Regions from separate parts of the Homo sapiens genome. Here all the other regions are linked to region 4. A link is a contact called in ENCODE Hi-C or POLR2A ChIA-PET data. All regions are on one chromosome and are shown on one strand. Each heading gives the region's core, a stretch centred on a gene start or an enhancer-like site at or near the end of the contact. The rest is flanking DNA. Distances are from core to core; before and after follow the strand shown. Region 1 holds the start of CYB5D2 (cytochrome b5 domain containing 2). Region 2 holds the start of PHF23 (PHD finger protein 23). Region 3 holds the start of UBE2G1 (ubiquitin conjugating enzyme E2 G1). Region 4 holds the start of MIS12 (MIS12 kinetochore complex component).

Evidence for each region. Hi-C counts contacts between places; a loop is a spot of excess contacts on that map. ChIA-PET counts read pairs that join two places held with the same protein, here RNA polymerase II (POLR2A). Pooled maps may share reads with other maps.
Region 1: a map of CD8-positive, alpha-beta T cell shows a loop between it and region 4 (18-fold over the local background). The contact joins the promoter of CYB5D2 here to the promoter of MIS12 in region 4. A Hi-C loop is called at or near these places in 1 of 168 maps with a recorded cell type or tissue (CD8-positive, alpha-beta T cell) and 11 of 50 pooled maps. POLR2A ChIA-PET finds 5 or more read pairs at or near these places in 1 of 52 experiments (CD4-positive, alpha-beta T cell).
Region 2: a loop to region 4 is called in a pooled map, with 7 times the contacts of the local background. The contact joins the promoter of PHF23 here to the promoter of MIS12 in region 4. A Hi-C loop is called at or near these places in 1 of 37 single-sample maps with no recorded cell type and 7 of 50 pooled maps. POLR2A ChIA-PET finds 5 or more read pairs at or near these places in 1 of 52 experiments (activated CD4-positive, alpha-beta T cell).
Region 3: a map of CD8-positive, alpha-beta T cell shows a loop between it and region 4 (29-fold over the local background). The contact joins the promoter of UBE2G1 here to the promoter of MIS12 in region 4. A Hi-C loop is called at or near these places in 2 of 168 maps with a recorded cell type or tissue (CD8-positive, alpha-beta T cell and naive thymus-derived CD4-positive, alpha-beta T cell) and 8 of 50 pooled maps.

The regions. Positions count from the first base shown.
Region 1 is chr17:4,141,756-4,144,455 of GRCh38, reverse strand. It overlaps CYB5D2 (cytochrome b5 domain containing 2), which reads right to left and starts at 1,259. Exons shown (of 4, transcript NM_144611.4): 1 at 451-1,259. The coding sequence starts at 700. It overlaps ZZEF1 (zinc finger ZZ-type and EF-hand domain containing 1), which reads left to right and starts at 1,426. Exons shown (of 55, transcript NM_015113.4): 1 at 1,426-1,914. The coding sequence starts at 1,561. RefSeq lists enhancers at 411-990, 561-1,113, 1,141-1,450, 1,114-1,665 and a silencer at 1,531-1,700.
Region 2 is chr17:7,238,070-7,240,769 of GRCh38, reverse strand. It overlaps PHF23 (PHD finger protein 23), which reads left to right and starts at 1,313. Exons shown (of 5, transcript NM_024297.3): 1 at 1,313-1,524. The coding sequence starts at 1,491. It overlaps GABARAP (GABA type A receptor-associated protein), which reads left to right. Exons shown (of 4, transcript NM_007278.2): 4 at 1-762. RefSeq lists enhancers at 846-935, 1,063-1,712 and silencers at 1,046-1,185, 1,236-1,415, 2,566-2,700.
Region 3 is chr17:4,365,255-4,367,954 of GRCh38, reverse strand. UBE2G1 (ubiquitin conjugating enzyme E2 G1) reads left to right here and starts at 1,280. Exons shown (of 6, transcript NM_003342.5): 1 at 1,280-1,684. The coding sequence starts at 1,639. RefSeq lists enhancers at 1,147-1,441, 1,261-1,947 and silencers at 1,110-1,809, 1,860-2,639.
Region 4 is chr17:5,485,310-5,488,009 of GRCh38, reverse strand. MIS12 (MIS12 kinetochore complex component) reads right to left here and starts at 1,444. Exons shown (of 3, transcript NM_001258217.2): 1 at 1,326-1,444. It overlaps DERL2 (derlin 2), which reads left to right and starts at 1,832. Exons shown (of 7, transcript NM_016041.5): 1 at 1,832-1,941. The coding sequence starts at 1,849. RefSeq lists enhancers at 825-934, 1,175-1,274, 1,895-1,954, 1,995-2,174 and silencers at 1,448-1,615, 1,565-1,724.

The DNA of each region.
Region 1 (2,700 bases), core at 10-2,509, 1.3 Mb after region 4:
AAACACTATGCTTAGGGGTGGGGGGAAGAAAGATTATTTGGGACCAGGGCATAATGAAGAGATGGTTGGAATTATTAAGGAAACTGTGAGGGTAGGGGCGGGGCGGGATCTCGTTTATCTGTGCCCTAAGAGCCCCCACAAAAGTCCGGCACACAGCCCGTATCCTAGGGCTTCCGACGCTGGGTAATGGGTAACAAGAGACAGAAGACATGTTTCTCCAATGTAAGTCACGCAGGGCGGTGGTGGATGACAGAGCTGGCCCACAGTCCCGCCAGAGCCAGAGAGCCTAGAAGGATAGTGCATGCAGCTCGTCCCGCCCACCGCACGGGTTTGATGGATGTGGGGTGGGGATGGGGGGGGAAATAGATGAATAATGAACCAACGAACGACGCGCAGGTGGCTACTGGCTCGCGCCAGCGGAGAGAAAGGCGTGAGCAGCCTCGCTGATACCTGCGAAGCCGCTATAGTGGGACCCAGGCTCGTAGTGCCTCCGGCCGGAGGACACATCGTAGACACGGCCGAGCAACGCCAAGTACAGGCCCGGGTCCCCTGGGCCGCCGCGGTAGCGAGACAGCTCCTCCGGTATGAAAAGGCGAAAGCCAGCGCGGGGACCCCACCAGCCCATAAGCCGTGCTGCCATTACCGCTGCTGCGGCTACAGCCAGGCCCAACAAAAGCCCACGGCCTCCGCACCTCAACATCTATATAGGCCCACCCGCTCCGCACTTCCGAGGTTGCCGCCTCTATCTACAGCTAAGATGGCCGAGACGCCGAGCGTGACGTCATCGGCGCGCGCGCTCTCGCTCTCTCTCTCGCGCGCTAGTGCTCGCGCTCCCTCCCTTAGTCTCTCTCGTTTTATCTGTATTCCTGGCACTGGCGAAAAGCTCGCTGTCTGCGACTTTTTCCAGGTACTTTTTTTTTTTTTTTCTGAGACAGAGTTTTAGCTCTTGTTGTCCAGGCTGGAGTGCACTGGCGGAATCTCGGCTCACTGCAACCTCCGCCTCCCGGGTTCAAGCGATTCTCCTGCCTCAGCCTCCCAAGTAGCTGGGATTACAGGCACGCGCCCCCACGTCCGGCTAATATTTTGTATTTAGTAGAGACAGGGTTTCACCACGTTGGTCAGGCTGGTCTCGAACTCCTGACCTCAGGTGATCCACCCGTCTCGGCCTCCCAAAGTGCTGGGATTACAGGCGTGAGCCACCGCGCCTGGCCCTTCTCGTACTTCTTGGCTTGCAGGTTGTCAGCCCCAACAAAGATGGCGGCAGCGGAGGCTACGGAATGACGTAGATACTGAGACAGACTCGTCCTCTGGGAAATCAAGGTTGCACCCTTTGAGGCGGCGCTCCCCGCCTAGCTGTCGTGAGTTGGTAGAGGCCGCCTATCTACGTGACGGCGCCTTTGCGACAGCGGTCGTCGCTTGACGGCCAGGAAGCCGGAAGCCGCAGGGGCCGCCGTCGTCTCCTCCGCGTCCCCGCCCGCCAGCTGCTGTCGGAGGTTGACAGGTCGAGGCGGGGAGGCGGCGGCGGCGGCTGCAGAGCCAGGCGCCCAAGACGGAGACCCCATGGGGAACGCTCCGAGTCACAGCAGTGAAGACGAAGCGGCAGCTGCCGGTGGCGAGGGCTGGGGCCCACACCAGGACTGGGCCGCGGTCTCGGGCACGACCCCCGGCCCGGGCGTCGCGGCTCCAGCGCTACCACCCGCCGCGGCGCTGCTGGAGCCGGCCAGGCTGCGAGAGGCTGCTGCAGCGTTGCTGCCCACACCCCCCTGCGAGTCGCTGGTGTCGAGGCATCGCGGCGCGTTGTTTCGCTGGCTGGAAGAGCGGCTGGGCCGCGGCGAAGAGTCTGTCACTCTGGAGCAGTTCCGGGAGCTGCTGGAGGCTCGCGGCGCCGGCTGCTCTAGCGAGCAGTTCGAGGAGGTCAGGGCCGGCAGGCGACTGCGGGGATGGGGCAGGGCGGTCGCCCCCAGGGGACTGAAGGAAGAGGTGGGCATTTGCTTTGGAGAGGCCAGGCGGGGACCCATATGAGGTGTTTCCAGCTTTTCACCAGGCGTTTGCTTCGTTTCTCTTTAACCTATGTTAGAGGTCTGGAAAGTCTGCATCAGGCCGTCCTTGCTCTGAAGAGCTGGACAAGCCCATATGTCTCTCTCTGTATGTTGTAATGCAGACCTTTGTGCAGTTGATTGACGCTACTCTGGAGATCTTCTATCAGATTCTCGAACAGTTTGGAGAGAAAAGAGATGTAAGGATAGGAGGAGTGGCGCTGAGAACCATTTTTTGTATTGTCCTGTCCAGGTTTTTACACAGCACCTTCCCAATTCAGTGTGGGCGCCGAATAAGTGTGGAAAGACAGTAGTAACATGCTGGAAAGGCTCACATTCTAAAACCTATCCTCCTCATGCAAAAACTAGCTTTTCTAAAATACATACTGGTTTGTAGATCCTTAAAGAACCATATATTAGACTCATTTAAACCTTCATAGGATCCGAAACTGATAGGCAAATACCAGGTTTCCTGTGAATACTTGTAATTATGCAGTTCTTCATATAATCACCAAGATCATGTCTGCTAAGTCATTAAGAGAGCAAATTGATTTGGCAACAAAATATTTTCCTTGGAAGGCATTTTGGGAGTTTATTTACTGGGCGCTTCACTTCGAGTTAAGAAGACTGATCCAGGGTTACCCAGTGAATCATTAGTAAAACA
Region 2 (2,700 bases), core at 64-2,563, 1.8 Mb before region 4:
TCAAACACCACCTCCCTTATTCAGGACCGGCACTTCTTAATGTTTGTGGCTTTCTCTCCAGCCTCTCTTAGGAGGGGTAATGGTGGAGTTGGCATCTTGTAACTCTCCTTTCTCCTTTCTTCCCCTTTCTCTGCCCGCCTTTCCCATCCTGCTGTAGACTTCTTGATTGTCAGTCTGTGTCACATCCAGTGATTGTTTTGGTTTCTGTTCCCTTTCTGACTGCCCAAGGGGCTCAGAACCCCAGCAATCCCTTCCTTTCACTACCTTCTTTTTTGGGGGTAGTTGGAAGGGACTGAAATTGTGGGGGGAAGGTAGGAGGCACATCAATAAAGAGGAAACCACCAAGCTGAACTGAATTTTGCCTTGTGTTGCTCCCCTCGTCCCGCTGATTTTAAGTCTTTCCAAGGTGTCAGTGGGTTTCAGTGGTGGGGAAAGAAGAGTACTGGGTACAAGCTGGAGGGATAGAAGTATATTTTGGTTTATTCTGTTCATGTTGGGCTTTTCCCTGTCTGCAAAAAGAGGGTGCTTTTGTTGTGATGGAATGGAATACTGAGGATTATTTCTTGAAACTTTAGTTTTATAACACGCATGTGAAACTAAATGTTAAAAATGCTCATGTAAAAAAAAATTTTTTTTTACTGTGGGTTCCTGTGGAGAAAGTTCCGAAGTACCTGCTTTAGGTGAACATCCACATTTGCTAGAACATTCTAACTAAGATATTTTCATGTGTGCAAGCTAGTAAAACGGCTGTTCTCAGTTGCATGTCACTTGGCTAGACTTTTGCCGGTGTGTGGGATCCGGCAGAGTGGAATCAGGGAGGGAGAAGACTGGGAGCGGGAGCCATTATCGCCAGGAATACTTCAACTCCCAGCAATCATTTCTCCGGCAGGCCGGAAGTGGGGCGGTCCTCCTGGGGAGAAAGAAGCTGCAGAACGAGGCAGTATGGTGGCCGAGAGTTCTAATCCCTTCTTCCTCTTCTTTCTTGGTCCCGCCCAGCCTACATCTCCCAGGGGCCTGCGCGCGCACTTCCGCTCTCCCCTCCGGCTCCTGGTCTCCCCGCCGCTCCCCGGGGGAGGGGAGCGGCTTGGTGCGCCTGCGCCAGCCTGTGGCTTTCTGGGAATCAAAGTTCCGGAGGTTCATGCGGTCCCTTTTCCGCTGTTCCCGGACGGACTACAAAACCCTTGGTGCACTGCGCCTCGGCGCCGGCGGGGGGAGGAGGGAGAGAAGAGGAGGGAGGGAGGAGAGAGGAGGTGGAGGAGGAGGAGGAGGGAGCAGGCGGCCGGCGGCGCGGGGGGAGGGGGCCCGGTCCGGGAGTGCGGGAGGCAGTGGTAGAGGGAGGTGGCGGCAGCGGCTAGCGGACTCGAGTCTCAACCGGGCTGAGGCGGACACTTCTGTGGAGCGAAGCAGTGGGAGCATCGAGCACTAGAGGCGGCACCGGGATCCCCGGCTCCGGGGAGGGGGGCGCCGGACCGGGAGGAGGGGAGGGGGCGATGCTGGAAGCCATGGCGGAGCCCAGTCCCGAAGGTGAGCTCTCGACCGGTGCAGAGCGCTGAGCCGGCGGGGGGCGGGCGAGGAATCAATTGGCAAACTTGGAGGTCGAGCCCCGGAGCCCAGCGGGGGAGTTCGGGGAGGGGGTCGGGAGGCTGGCCCTGGAGGTGGGAGAGCGACGAGTTGAGAGACCTTGGAGAAAGAGGAGTGGGAAACTGGGCTGGGGTAGTTGGAGATCAGACGGTGTGGGGGTGCGGGGGATAGGAGCTTGAAACCCGGAGCCTCGGGGGTTAGGGCCCGAAAGGGCCACCGGCAGATTGGGGCCCTGGAACTGGAAGGTTAGGGGAATCCAGTGGCCGGAGAGTTGCTCAGGAGGGAGGACGTAGAAGAGGCTGAGTGAGGGGCCCGGTAGTTCGCCGAGGTGGGGTAGTTTGTGGCGGTGGTACCGGAGCTCCGAGTAGTTGCCGCCGGAGAATGCCCGGTGATTGTCGGAGAGGTGGGCAGGTAGTTGTGGGGAGAAGAGGGGGTCTGGGTATTGTCTACGGCAGACGGACCTGTACCGGGGGGTAGTTGTGGAGAGAGCGAGCCAGGAAGCGAGGCGAGCTGGGTAGTTGTAGGGGGTGGTGGGGCGGGGTGGGGGGGGTTAAGACCGGCGACTTGTCGGGCGGGGGGGTAGGGTTGGTCCGCGAGGGTTAAGAGCCTGGGAGTTGCTGAGGGTGAGGGGGGCATCGGCGGCAGCAGCGGTGGCTGCTGTGGAGAGAGAGAGAGAGTGGCTGGTTGGGGGGAAGGGGCCAGAGTTGAGGGGTCCATAGCCTAGTAACTGGGTGGTGAGTACGGGGGCGGAGGGGGGGGCGGCGGCCGGAGAGGGCTAGGAACAGGGCCGGGGGGCCCGGTGGGGAGCCCGAAAAGCTGGAGACGGGGAGGGGCCAAAGCCCCGGATGGGGGCGGAGGGACGGCGAAATTGTGGGGAGCGCGGTATGGGCGGGGGGGGGGGGGCAGGTGGGGGCCGCGTCCGGGTTAGAGCTCCCGGGTCTGTCCCGGCCGTGAAGTAGCGTTGGATGCGTGTGCCTGTGTGTGTCTGGGGTGGGGGTGAGGGGCGCGCCGGGCCGCGTGCTCGAGTAGAAGGGGCCGGAGGGCGGGGAGCGGTTCGGCGTGGTCATCCTGGACCCTGGGGGCTGGCGGGCGGCGTGTGCGGTCTCGGAGGGCCCGAGG
Region 3 (2,700 bases), core at 31-2,530, 1.1 Mb after region 4:
ACCTGAGAGGCAGAGGTTGCAGTGGGCCAAGATCACGCCACTGCACTCCAGCCTGGGCGACAGAACAAGGCTGTCTCAAAAAATAAATAAATAAATAAATAAAATAAAAAAGAAAGAAACTAGGAATAGAAGTAAATTTCCTTGATTTGGTAAAGTGAAATATCAAAATGGTCCCTTTGGTCTATTTGATAGGGGGCAGTGGTTCACACTTGTAATGCTAACACTTTGGGAGGCCGAGTTGGAAGGACTGCTTGAACCCAGGAGTTTGAGACCAGCCTGGGCAACACAGAGAGACCTCTGGCCCCCCCCTCCTTTTTTTTTTTTTTTGTGAGACGGAGTCTCTCTCTGTCGGCCATGCTGGAGTGCAGTGGCACCATCTCGGCTCACTGCAATCTCTGCCTCCTAGGTTCAAGCAATTCTCCTTTCTCAGCCTCCCTGGTAGCTGGGAGTACAGGCGCCTGCCACCAGGCTGGGCTAATTTTTGTATTTTTAGTAGAGACCAGGTTTCACCATGTTGGCCAGGATGGTCTCGAACTCGTGACCTCAGGTGATCTGCCCACCTCGGCCTCTCAAAGTGCTGGGATTACAAGCATGAGCCACCGCGCCCCGTCAAACCCCCCGATCTCTATAAAGCAAATAAAAAAATAGCAGGGCATGGTGGTGTGTACCTGTAATCCCAGATACTAAGGAGACTCAGATGGGAGGATCCCTTAAGCCCAGGAGTTCCAAGCTGCAGTGAGCTATGATCACTGCACTCCAGCCTGGGCGACAGAGAGAATTGCCGTCCATAAATGATAATAATAACAGGGCCGGTCTCGGTGGCTCAATAATAATAGGGCCGGACGCGGTGGCTTTTTTTGTGCACTCTTCATGTAAAGTGAGTTATCATCATATATTGCCTCTATTTTGATGTTTGGTTAAAATGGGGCACACCAGTACTAACTTCGGCTTTCTAACAATTCCTACTTCGCACACCATGTGGCAGTGTTAGATGGCTTTTGGGCGCTCGCCAAGGACTAGACATCTACCACTTCTTCTGGCCTCTTCGCTCCTATATCCACTGCTTCAATCCAGAGGCTGTATTTGACCCTCTGCGACCTCTTTGTCATGGCGTCCGCGGGGCGTCTACCAGCGGAGGCTTGGGCTGGCAGCCGGGCGTCGACCTTCCCAAAATGGCGGCGGACGGGACAACTGCGCTCAAGGGGCGGGGTTCCGCCGCCGGGGGCGGGGCGGGAGGCCGAGGGGTCGGGCTAGCGGGCGGGACGCTTCCCAAGTCGGCAGTCTCAGCGCGCCTGCGCCGAGCGGCCCTGCGCGCAGTGAGGCAGTGGCGGGGGAAGGCACCGGTGGGGCCGACGGGCGGGTTGAAGGAGGGAAGCGGGCGAGCGAAGTCCCAGTGCGCGCCGCGGCAGCCCGGGCACCCTCCCCTTCCGGGCGTGAGTCGCTGTGAAAAGAGCTGAAGCGAGCGGACTCGCACCGGCAGCGAGGCGCCGCTCCCGCCGCCTCAGCCCGGCCTTCCTCGGCTCCGGCGCTCCGGTCGCGGGGCCCGGGTTCCTCGGCACACCCCGCTCCAGCCGCCCCCAGAGCCTGTCCCCAGCCCTTCGGAAGCCCCGGCGCCAGCCCGGGCCCTCGGCAGGGAGGATGACGGAGCTGCAGTCGGCACTGCTACTGCGAAGACAGCTGGCAGGTGAGCAGGCGGGCGGCGGGGCGCCGGGCCCGGCCGCGATCGCGGACAGCCGCAGCCCAGTCCCTCTTCTCCTCCCGGGCCAGCGGCCGTACTGCCGAAGGGGCCCGGGCCTGCGAGGGTGGGGACCTCGAGGCTCCGGTCCCGGCCGGGCCCAGCCGTTCTCGCCCGGCTCTTGGAGGGCACTGGGGGCGGGGACGCGACCCAGCTCCGGCCCAGGGACTGGGCCTGGCGCCCGGGGGGTCGGAGAGGAGGAGGTCCCCTCCCCCACCGTTCTGTAGGACGTTGCGGGGGAGGGGCTGTGTGCGGGTCCCCAGGCCGGGGCCGCCAGCTTGGAGGGGCGGGTCCCGGGTTCAGGTGCTGCCGGGGCCGCCGGACCTTCGGGGCCGGCTGGAGCGTCCGGACCCAGTGCGGCTGCGAGTCCCCGGCTCGGTGTCTGAGGGCGGGCGGAAGGGACCGGCCCTGGCGGGATAGGTGAGGCGCACAAAACTTCTCCCCGGGCGGCGCTGGGTCCGCGGAGTTGGGGCCGACAACAAAAGCGCTGGCCTCGGCGGCCTCCACGCGGGCGCGAGGGTGCCGGAGACCCTGGCGGAGTGCGGATCGCCGCCTCGCCTGCCTCCGCCTGGCACGGGCTCCGGCTGCGCCGCCCGGCTGGGGGAGGGTAGGAGCGGGCCGCGGGGAGAGCCGCTCGCTGGCCGGCTCCGGGCTTTGTGCTCGCCGCGATTCCGGCTGCTGCGCAGGCCTGCAAACCCCGGAGCTGCGCCCGCAGGCTCTGGCCCGGGGCGGCGGCCGGGTCGGCCTCCCCGAGGAGCCTGCGGCCCCCCTCCCCCATTGTCCCGGCCTCCGGCCGTTTGCGGCTTCCAGGTTGACTTTTTAGGGGGTTGGCTCCTACTCTGCTAGGACTGTGTGCGCGGAGCATGCGCAGTGGAGACGTCCGTGTGCGGAGTGGAAGGGGGGAGGCGGGTTGGTGGCTTCACAATGCAGCCCCACGTGCTGCCAGATTTAAAGAGAAATGAACC
Region 4 (2,700 bases), core at 195-2,694:
TCATAGAAATAAGAGAAATTTTATTATTCCTTCAGATAAAGGCAATTAGCTAAAACAAACTGCTACTTCAATTATCAGGTGAATTTAGGACGCACTTTATGAAATAATTTGCAATAAGCAGTACAGTCAAATCTTATGGGAAGATAAGATGCAGCCAATCTTAAGAATTTATGTTTGTAGGCTGAGCACGATAGCTCATGCCTGTAATCTCAGCACTTTAGGAGGCCGGATGGACGAATCACCTGAGGTCAGGAGTTCGAGACCAGCCTGGCCAACATGGCGAAACCCTATCTCTCCTAGAAATACAAAAATTACCCAGGCGTGATGGTGGATACTTGCAATCCCAGCTACTCGGGAGGCTGAGGCAGGAGAATCACTGGAACCCGAGAGGCGAAGGTTGCGGTGAGCCGAGATTGTGCCACTGCACCCCAGCCTGGGCAACAGAGCGAGACTCTGTCTCAAAAAATAAAATAAAATAAAAATTTACGTTTGTAATGGTTAAATATGGAGTGGTTATAACTGTTTGGCTGTATATGTAAGGTAGGATTTCTTTCTGTTTTTCTTTTTTTCTTTTGAGACATGTTGTCGCTCTGTCGCCCAGGCTGGAATGCAGTGGCACGATCACAGATCACTGCAGCCTCAACCTCCCGCGCCCAAGCAATCCTCCCACCTCAGTCTCCCAAGTAGCCGGGACAACAGGTGCAGGCCACCATGCCTGGCTAATTTTCTTGTTGTTGTTGTTGTTTGAGACAAAGTGTCACTCTTTCGCCCAGGCTGGAGTACAGTGGTATGATCTCGGCTCGCTACAACCTCTGCCTCCTAAGTTCAAGTGATCCTCTTAGCTCAGCCTCCCAAGTAGCTGGGATTACAGGTGGGCGCCATCTCAAACAACAACAAAAAAATACACTTCCTTGATTAACTCCTTTCTTCGAATTCCCATTAGGACCTCTCTTCGGGCACTGACTGATGAACTTCTACCGCCTCATCTTCTCTGCTAGACTTAGAGTTCCTGAGAGCAGAATAAATGCGGCTTGATCAGTATTTGCCGATTCAACGCAGAGGTGCCCAGGTCATCTCGGCGAGTTGAGCTGTCTAAGACCCCGCGATCGCGCAGGACAGGACCCAGAAGCCAGAGCGCAGGAACTGCTTCCGGCCGGCTCCCGGCTTCCGTCGGGCCCCGCGCCCGCGCTGCATGCTGGGATCTTCAGGTCGGAGGCCGGGGTGAGGCCGACCCACAGGCCGCCTTGCTCCCTCGCGAAGACGCTTATGCCAGTCTCGCCCGTCCCCGCTCCTCCTCAGAGAAAATGCTGCCCCGCAGCACTTACCGGAGCGACCATGAGGGTGACGATTTGAAGCACACACAGGCTTCCCGCCACCTCCTTTAAACCGCCGCTGGCTTGCCAGGGACAGACGGCGCGGTTGGCTCCCCAAAATTCCGACTGATACGCGCCTCGGCGAGCGAAAGCAAACGCGGGATACTCTCGCGTTCCTGATTGGCTGGTTGTGGACACCTCAATTATGACAGAAAGGGGCCGGGCGGGAAAGTTAGCTGTGGCCGGCGGGGATTGGCAGAAGGAACCTGTACTTACTCGTTTTTCCCGGACGTTGGCTGGTGGAGAAGAGAGGGTGGGGAGATGGGGCGCTGGGGGGGGGCGGTGGCGACGCAACTCGTGATTGGCGGATGTGCGTTCCTTAGGTCTCTACGGATTGCGGTTGCTTGGCGTTGATTGGGCAGTCGCGGGAAAACTAAAGTGGGCGGGGGGCCTTTGGGCCCGCCCCGCCGCCGGGGCCTGCTGGCGGAAGGGGAAATGGGGTGGGTGGGGGGTGGGGCAGGCGACGGTGGGGAAGATGGCGTACCAGAGCTTGCGGCTGGAGTACCTGCAGATCCCACCGGTCAGCCGCGCCTACACCACTGCCTGCGTCCTCACCACCGCCGCCGTGGTGAGCAGCTGCAGTGCCACCTTCTCATTATCTGGGCTGGATATGACTGGGTCTTCAGGAAACTGGGGTTTGGGCCTCGGGGAGGCCCAGAGGGGCTGGTCCCGGGGATGGGTGGAGGCGTACAGGGATTACTCTGGGGTTCGAGTTGGCGCCAAGAATGCTTATCCAGTGACGCGAGAAGGGAGTGCTGCTTCATGGGGGGTCAGGTCAGTTTCTAAGAGATGAGCGCCGGACCTATAGCGGGTTAGGGTTGCGGGAGCCTCCCACCCAAGAAATGTGTCCGAGAGCTCTGCCAATGGCCAGGTGGTACCATGGTGACTAGTGAGAGGAAGGTCCGTTTAGTGAAGAAACAGGAATGGGGAAAGCAAGCTGGAAACTGTCGAGAGGGGAATGGCTTATAATAAAAAGGGTCTCTGGATCTAAATAAGGGGCTAGCTGGAGGTACCCAGCCCTAACGGTGGCAGGGTCTCCAGTCTCCGTTATTTCAAGTGAGTTTTGTTGTTTCATACAGCTGTTTCAGGTGGTGCCCATGTGGTGGGTAGATTCATAGCAGCTGTTTTTATTTGTCCTGTGTCTAAAATATCACCACCTGTCTGCCTCATTTCTTCATGTCAGCCTCAACTATTGCAACATAAAACAGACTTTTTTGTGTTAGGTATTGAGGATACAAAGAATTCTACCAATCCTAGAGAATTCTTTACCAACCTCTTCCTCTGGCCTAAGAAGAAAGGCTTAAAGGAAATCACGTCTAAGTGACCG